Linked DNA regions of Homo sapiens: region 1 is linked to region 2. A link is an interaction called in ENCODE POLR2A ChIA-PET data of the cell type or tissue named here. Cell type or tissue: OCI-LY7. All regions are shown on one strand. Links, peaks and the distances in the headings refer to the core of each region. The heading gives the core; the rest is flanking DNA. Region 1 has its middle 16 kb from the start of SIGLEC8. Region 2 overlaps SIGLEC5 (sialic acid binding Ig like lectin 5).

Evidence for each region. Peaks named below come from ENCODE experiments on the same cell type or tissue, not always from the same donor. Only the 100,000 strongest peaks of a DNase experiment are listed, where the experiment ranks them.
Region 1: POLR2A ChIA-PET joins it to region 2 with 5 read pairs; 1 of 35 experiments calls an interaction of 5 or more read pairs at or near these places.

What each region holds. Positions count from the first base shown.
Region 1 is chr19:51,439,874-51,444,269 of GRCh38, reverse strand. No RefSeq gene overlaps it. Among named protein-coding and RNA genes, the nearest start is that of SIGLEC8, 16 kb to the left of the region's middle. RefSeq lists enhancers at 2,218-2,357, 2,658-2,947. In OCI-LY7, for the core only: a CTCF peak has its summit at 2,410; a DNase peak (open chromatin) is centred at 2,559; H3K4me3 peaks cover 1,255 bases.
Region 2 is chr19:51,619,231-51,623,626 of GRCh38, reverse strand. All of the region lies in intron 8 of SIGLEC5 (sialic acid binding Ig like lectin 5), which reads left to right. It also overlaps the pseudogene RPL9P33. Among named protein-coding and RNA genes, the nearest start is that of SIGLEC5, 9.0 kb to the left of the region's middle. RefSeq lists an enhancer at 2,132-2,271. In OCI-LY7, for the core only: no CTCF peak of the experiment used is centred there; a DNase peak (open chromatin) is centred at 2,236; H3K27ac peaks cover 1,368 bases.

The sequences.
Region 1 (4,396 bases), core at 262-4,261, 180 kb after region 2:
AATAGGAGTGGTGAGAGAGGGCATCCCTGTCCTGTGCCAGTTTTCAAAGGGAATGCTTCCAGTTTTTGCCCATTCAGTATGATATTGGCTGTGGGTTTGTCATAAATAGCTCTTTATGGCATTTTTGCAGTGCCAATAGTCCCAATAGACCAGTGAGTTCTCTCCATTAAGTATAATCCTCCTGGGACTTGGGATTTGTGGTTGCCATGTTGCCACTGGTAAGATTAGAGTTTACATAATAGCCGAGCTGAGAAAATTCTTCCATGGCCCTCAGCGGACACAGAAGAAATCGTGCAGGTCACCTCTGGGTCAGGAACTCATACAGAAGATAATGCTGCCTTGGCTCCTGGCATTGGGGGTTGGGCTGGCCCTTGTCTCTGGATGCTTCGAATGAGAAGTATAGGCAACTGTCCTAATTGGAAATAAACTTCTCAGGTTCCAGGCCTCCCTTGGCTCTGAGGGCTGTGTACGGGAGACAGCAGCATCTGGGATGGATGCCTGCTTTACCAAAGATCAGTCTCCAACCTTGAGGGCTGTGCTGCTTATCTGTTGACGGTCGGAGAGCAGATTGCCAAATACAGGTCAAGAGGTGTATATGACCAATTAAAGGGTCTTCTCCTTTTCCAGTTAGGCTGTTCAGGGCTTCAGCTTTATTCAGTTGTTCAATTTTATTTTGTTATTGTTTAACAATTCTGATGTCTAGTCAAAGTTTAGTAATGCATTTGTTTGAGGGAATATGGTCTGAATCACAAATTCATAGAGCTACCATTATGCAGGGATGGAAAGTGGCTTTTTAATGGAGTTGACTAGTGTGTTCCTAATATGAATAATTAGTAATATTTACAAGGCAGCTTGAATCCTGATAGGCAGAGCACACTGGTGTTTTTCGTTTTGTTTTCATGGAATGCATAGCATATCGTTTCTTTAAGATTTTATCCTAGTCATCTTTTAATACTCTGCTCAAAATGGAGTTCCCTGTCCTGGTCCTTGTCCTTCACTGCTCCCCCGAACACCATATCTATGACTACTTTATGTCAGTACTATAAATATTGCTGTACACTGTGGTGTACTTGTCTTTCTCCTTTTGTAAGTTGTAAACGCTTGATTTTATTCTTGTGTCTTCAGGGCCTGGTACTTTTTCCTGTTATAATAGATGCTCCATAAATGTCTATTCAATAAATAATTTTAATCCTGTGGAAAAAAAAAAAAAGAAAGTGAAAAACAGGGCCGGGTGCGGTGGCTCACACCTGTAATCCCAGCACTTTGGGAGGCCGAGGTAGGCAGATCACGAGGTCAAGAGATCAAGACAATCCTGGGCACCATGGAGAAACCCCGTCTCTACTAAAAATGCAAAAAATTAGCTGGGCGTGGTGGCGAGCGCCTGTAATCCCAGCTACTCGGGAGGCTGAGGCAGGAGAATCGCTTGAACCTGGAAGGTGGAGGTTGCAGTGAGCTGGGATAATGCCACTGCACTTCAGCCTGAGTGACAGAGCAAGACTCTGTCAAAAAGAAAGAAGGAGTTAAGGAAGGAAGGAAGGAGACAAGAAAGAAAGAAAAGGAAGGAAGGAAGGAAAGAAAGAAAAGTAAGCAAGAAAGAAAGAAAGAGAAAGAAAGAAAAAGAAAGAGAAAAACAGACAACCCTCGAGGCACAGGAAGGGCAGCGGGATGACATTTATTGGAGGTAAAAAATCACTGTATTCAGTCCGCTGTCCTCAGACACAGGACACAAACTGAAATCCACAGGGAACCAAAGTGTGGGCTGAAGACGGAGCTGTCTACATAATAGTAAAGAGCACACAAAAAAATTGGATTCTTTTCTCCTACACAACTGCTCACCTACAGGCCGTGGTGACCCGTTTTGCAAGCATGGCAGTGGTGGGCATGGTCTGGCTTTGTAGCTGGCTAGAAAGGAGAACTGTTAGCTTTTTGGCATAATTCTAAGTTCCACACCAAGGATCCTATTTTATCACTTGGGTGGTGAGTAGAGAAACAAACACAAATGCCAACAAAAAATCCGACAAGCTGGTGCCATCCTCACCATTCCCGGCATGAGTGCTGCCTGCACCGCGGCACACACAGTCTCCCCTGCTATGGCTGGTGGGCCAGTTCCGGTTCTTGACTTTGCCTCAAGAAAAGAATTCGAGAGTGAGTCCAAGGTAAAAGTAAGCAAGAGAGTTAATTGCAAAGTGAACGTGCACTCTTAACAGCTGGTCAGAGCGGCTGCTCAAAGGTGAGACAGCGCTGACTGACGCTGGGGAAACTCCCTTTAGGGGAATCTTCCGTGATTACTCATGCGTGGGTGGGACGGTGTTGCTCTTAAGCGTGTTCTGGGTGGTCTGTTAGGCCCGCATGCGCAATGGCTGTACATGCTAGTGCATATACATCGCTGTCTCAGTAGCACCTTAAGTCTCCACGTGAGGGTGTGTTTTCACTATTATAATGAGCATAGGTCAGCCCAAGGACACTACCTAAGCATGGGTTTCTGCACTTGCACGGATATGGGGACTGTCCCTTCTTCCCTTCTACCTCCTTGCTACAGGATGTTTTGACCACGAGCCCAGGATGCGGTTTATGCGCTGTCGGGGTTTGCGAGCTGTCCGGCGGATTGTTCTCTCCGTCTATTTAGCAAATGTGTTTCCCTTTAAGGGAGGCTGTGTAAGGGAGGCTGTGAAACGCCTGTCTAACCTACTTACGCTGCAGCTGCACCAGGGAGCAACACAGAGACTTCACAGGAAAACTGGAAGAAACCACAGACCTTTCTAAAGAAGCGGTGGGCAGCAGCCTACACCACGAGCCAGGCAGAAAACTGTGAGTCCCCACAGTGTGAGAAGGGGAGAGACTGACTCAGGGATGTGTATTCTTTTGTAGCCTTTCCTTCGGGTTGAAGAGCACTTAGGTTGATTCTGTATCTTTCCAATCATTGAATTTTCTCAACTTTTTGCTTTTTCTTCTCCCTCAAGAACACCTATGAGTCTTAGATTTCGGGCAAGTCTACTTTCCCCACTCAAGATGACATTGCAGATCTCAGTCGGGAGCTTCTCTCAACCCGTGACCGCCTCCTGAGTCAGCTAGCTGGCTTCTGCAAGGCCCCCTGTGAGGTAGCATCGGGAATGGCTTCCCTCTGTCCCTGCTGGAGCCCAGGACTGCACGCCAAGCACATCCCAATGTGACTCCTTATCTACTCCCCAACGCTCCCTAACTCAGCTCCAGTGCTGGGCAGGGTGAGGGCTTCCCCCTCCTGTGGCCTGGACTGCGTGGCACCCCAGTGGGAGTGCACATCCCTGAGTCAGTCTCTCCCCTTCTCACACTGTGGGGACTCACAGTTTTCTGTCTGGCTCGTGGTGTAGGCTGCTGCCCACCGTTTCTTTAGAAAGGTCTGTGGTTTCTTCCAGTTTTCCTGTTAAGTTCCTGTGTTGGTCCCTGGTGAAAAGGTCACAACATAAATCTTTATACACTGTTTCATCTTTCCAAGGTGGGAGAGGCCGGCTAACAATGCCTGCAATCTGCCATCCTCTCTTTTCAGTTTTGATGTGTTATATACACTCATGCACATATACATAATGTTTACCAAAGTGGGATCATATTCTTAAATGTCCTTTATTAGGAATTCTGAAACATTAAGGGCAAATTTAATCAGAGGAAGGTGAATATACAGCTCTGAGTGTCTAGCATATATTTACAAAATATCTCAAGTCTTCTGTATCTAGATATAATTACAAAATATCTCTGAAGTCTTCTGTTTTACTCTGAAAGTCCCTATGAATGTTTGTGGCCTATGGAAAAACACGTTTCTGTTAGTTTCAACGGGAAAATAATGCATTCATTGTCACTAAAGTTGTCTGATTGACCTGACTCAGTATTTGAGTATAAATGACATCCCCAGAAGATATGCAAAGTGGACCTTCTGCCTTTAGCTCCTCTGAAGCACTTTTCACGCCCTGCCCTTGGGTCCTGGATCCCCACTGGAGAAGCAACAGCTCTGCACCACTACTGTTAATTATTCATGGCTGCATAGTATTCCACTGAATTTGATGTGTGTTGACTTATTCAACCAATACCCTATTTAGGAGCATTAAGCTTTTTTCAATTTGTTTTGAAACAGGGTCTTGCTCTGTTGCCCAGGCTGGAGTGCAGTGGCATGATCATGGTTCACTGCAGCCTCAACCCTCCAGGCTCAGGCAGTCCTCCTGCCTCAGCCTCCCGAGTAGCTGGGACCACAAGCATGCACTACCATGCCTAGCTAATTTTTTTTTTTTTTTTGTAGAGACAGAGTCTGCCTATGTTGCCCAGGCTGATCTCAAACTCATGGACTCAAGCAATCCTCCCACTTCAGCCTCCTTAAGTGCTGAGATGTAGGCTTGAGCCACTATGCCCAGCCAGTTCTTTCCATTTAAAA
Region 2 (4,396 bases), core at 151-4,150:
ACTTGCTTTTCTCAGTTTTGGAGGCTATTTTACTATCTCACTATGGTATTGATTTGCATTTCCTCGGTTACCAGTGAAGATGAAAAATCTCTCTCTGCTTTCATCTTCTATAAAACACCTGGTCACATCTGGATCCCATTTTCCTATTGGGTGTTTGACTTTTTCTTAATGAATTTGTTGGAGGGCTTTATACATTTTTACACTATTTTTCTCATTGTATGTGTTGTAAATATAAATATCTTCTCCCAATGCGTAGCTTGTCTTCACTTCTTAAAGTGATCTTCAATGAACATAAGTTCCTAGTTGTAATATAATCATATTCACAAATCCTCTCTTTTCTATTGAGTACCTTTTGGATCTCATTAAAAAAAATTTCACCCATCCTAAGATTAGAAAGATATTCAAATATAGTTTCTACTAAAAGTTTTATGCTTTTATTTTTAATTTTGTGGGTACATATTAGATGTATATATTTATGGGGTACATGAACTGTTTCAATAGAGGCATGCAGTGTGAAATAAACACTTCATGAAGAATTGGGTACCCAGCCCCTCAAGCATTGATCCGTTGAGTTGCAAACAATCCAGAAGCAACCTAAGTGTCCATCAATAGATGAATGGATAAAGAAAATGTTGTGCATATACACAATGGAGTACTATTCAGCCATAAAAAAGAATGAGATCCAGTCATTTGCAACAACATGGATGGAACTGGAGATCATTATGTTAAGTGAAATAAGGCAGGCACAGAAAGACAAACATTGCATGTTCTCACATATTTGTGGGATCTAAGAATAAAAAAAAATTGAACTGATGGACATAGAGAGTATGCTTTTCTTTTGACATTTAAGTACTCACTCTGTCTGGGGTTGACTTTTGTGTATGGTGTATAGTGTTGATCCATATATGTTTCTCCTTCATTTCTGAATAGTCCTTCTCCCTTCTCCATTGAGCAACATGCCAATTCTGCCATGTATTAAAATTCTATATATTTGTCGGTCTCTTTCTGTGGTCTCTATTCTACTCCAATAGTCAATTTTACTGTCCCTGAGTCATCACTGTCTATAAATTCAAAAATAAGTCCTGATATAGAGTACAGCAAAACCTCTTCCTTAATCTCCTTCAATAGTATCTTGACCATTCTTGGTCCTTTTTTTTTTTCACTTTAATGTTAGAATCAGGTTGTCAAGGCCGGGCGCGGTGGCTCACGCCTGTAATCCCAGCACTTTGGGAGGCCGAGGTGGGTGGATCACGAGGTCAGGAGATCGAGACCATCCTGGCTCACACGGTGAAACCCCGTCTTTACTAAAAATACAAAAAAAAAAAAAATTAGCCAGGCGTGGTGGTGGGCACCTGTAGTCCCAGCTACTCGGGAGGCTGAGGCAGGAGAATGGCGTGAACCTGGGAGGCAGAGCTTGCAGTGAGCGGAGATCGCGCCAGTGCACTCCAGCCTGGGTGACAGAACACGACTCCGTCTCAAAACAAAACAAAACAAAAAACAAAAAAGCAAAACAAAACAAAACAAAAAAGAATCAGGTTGTCAAATTCCAAAAAATACATTGAATCTATAGCTCAATGTGGAAAAAATTTACTTGTTTAGAAATTCATGCCTTCTTATCCATGACAGTAGGTCTTTCTCTCTCTATTCCTTTAAATATTTTTAAGTGTTTTAAAGAGATAATGTAGAGTTTCTTCACACAGGTCTTACACATCTTTTGTTATTTTTCTTCCTAAATACCAGTTTTTGTTGCTATTGTAAATGCTATCTTTTTAAAAGTGCATTTTCTGATTCCTTATCAGAATGCAGAATGAAAGTATTTAAAAAATATAAGAGGGTTTTTTTTTGTAATTAAAAAAAATCACAAGTTGGTCTTGCATGTGTCCTTTAGCATCTTCTTGCTTTGGTAGCTGGAGAATTCTTAGATCTTATTTATAAGCCTGCTGATCTCTTCTTTTTCAGAAATATAGATACCATCTGAAAAATTAGTGATATTCCTATTTTTAACTGTCATGGCTTGCTGAATCAAAGCAGCTGGGTTTGATGCAAGTGTAATGCTATTTTCTTAAAGAATCAACTCATCCTTTTGGGCTTCAGGTACTGAGCAAGAAATGCCTGTCCTCATGTATACTCTGCAGATGTATTTCTCTTCTAACAGATGTCAGATTTCAACAAATGACCCACTGTCCTGAATAATCACTTTTTTTGAGGAAGTGAGGACACGCAAACCTAACCTCATCTGGCAACGGAAGTCTGTGTAACACCTCAGACTGTGGGCAGTTTGTGACTATGGATGGTTTGAAGAATAGCCAGTTACCTTTCATTTCCCCACCATTTGGCAACACAGAACTTCTCCTTTTTCTTTCCTATATTGATGGGGTTGAATTTCTCAGCTGGGTTCCTTGAGGGGATTCACTATAACTGTGCATCTCTTCATAGTGACACCCATCTCCTCTGGGATGTCAGCTCTCTGGATTTAGAGAATTGTCATAATTCTCTCAGTAAATGCAGCAAGTAAAACTCATTTTTAATTGATTTCATTTCCTTCCAACTTGCCAAGCTCCCTTATTAGTTCAAATAACTAGTATATAGAAATTGAAGTATTTTAAATAAATTTTTTTCAATTAAAACAAAATCACAAATTAGGCCAGGTTTGGTGGCTCATGCCTGTAATCCCAGAACTTTGGGAGGCTGAGGCAGGAGGATCTCTTGAGGCCAGGAGTTCAAGGCCAGGGGATAACACAGTGAGCCCTCCATCTCTACAAAAAGAAAAAAAATCACACATTGATCTTGGGTATTATTTAGAATGTTTTGGGATTTCAAATTAGATGATTATATCATCTGCAAAATAATAACAGTTTATTTCTTCCCTTTGTCCTAAGCACTTCTTTCCTTTTTCTTGTTTCAATATGCTGGGTGAGATTATGGTCAAAGTTGAGTAGACATAGTGACCATGGGCATCTTTTGCTACTGCTGATTTTGAAGGAAATGCACCCAATATCCTGCCACTTGGTTCTGTGAACTTTCATCAGGTTAAGGAAGTTCCTTTCTATCACTAAATAAGTTTTTATCCTAAACTTCTGTTGTATTTTTTGAATGCATCTACTGATAGGATTTTTTCCTACTTAATCTGTTACCATGGGGAATGACAATTAAAGATTTTTCTGGTATGAAACTACTCCTGCATTCCTGGGAGAAAACCATATTATTCATAGCATTTTTTTAATACTCCAGTAGGTTGTTTGATCATCTTTTGCTCAGCACTTTTGCGTCTATATGCATGGTCAAATACACTTGTCATTTTCCTTTTTCCTCCTGTTTCTTCTGTTTGGGTATCAAGATAAGATTGAGAAATTGGGGACTAGTCTCTCTTTTTCTACTGTCTGGAAGAGTGTGTATAAAACTGAAATGACTTGTTTCCTGAATGATTGATAGATGTCACTTATCAAACTACCTGGGCCTGGTGGCGTCACTATGTGCAATTTTCCTAATTTAATCATTTTATGTATTCTTCAGCGAGCTTTATTCTAGGGACGTGTTCCTTTCACCTAAGTTATATATATATATATATTTTGACAAAAGGATATGGGTGGCATTCTTTTGTCTTTATATTATTTGTTTTTGTCGAGATTACTTCCCCTTTTAGAAATATTCCTGACATTGGTTATTTGTGACTTCTTTCTTTTTTTCTAGCTAAATCTTGTTAATTGCTTTCCCTATTTTATTATCAGTTTCAAGGAACCAACTTTTGGGATTGTAGAATTTTCTCACTGTATCTTTGTTTTCTGTTTTATTGATTTTTACTCTCATTTTCTCAGCACCTTCCTTCTACTTGTTTTGGTTTATTCTGATGATCTTTGATAAATTTTTAAGCTGGATACTTAGCTTCTTAGTGTCTATATTTTCATTCTCTATAAAACGTAGTTAGGGATAAATTTCTCTCAGAATTTCATTTTCATCCCATTGCACAAATTTTGATATGTATTATTTGAATAACATTCAGTTGTGGATATTGTTAAAACAACATTGTGATTTCTTCTTTGAATCTTAAATTATTTGGGATTAAAAATTCCAAAGGTATGAAGATTTTAAACATCTTTCATAATTAAATTCTAAGTAGATGCTTTTTGGTCAGAATACATGGTTTTATGATATCTACTTTTAAAATTTGTTGAGACTTGATCTGTGGCCTGTATACAATGAATTTTTGTAAATGTTTCCCTGTGTGCTTAAGAATAATGTATGTTTTTAGCCGGGTGCGGTGGCTCATACCTGTAATCCCAGCACTTTGGGAGGCCGAGGTGGGCAGATCACAAGGTCAGGAGTTCAAGACCAGCCTGGCCAATATGGTGAAACCCCGTCTCTACTAAAAATATAAAAATTACCTGGGCATGCTGGA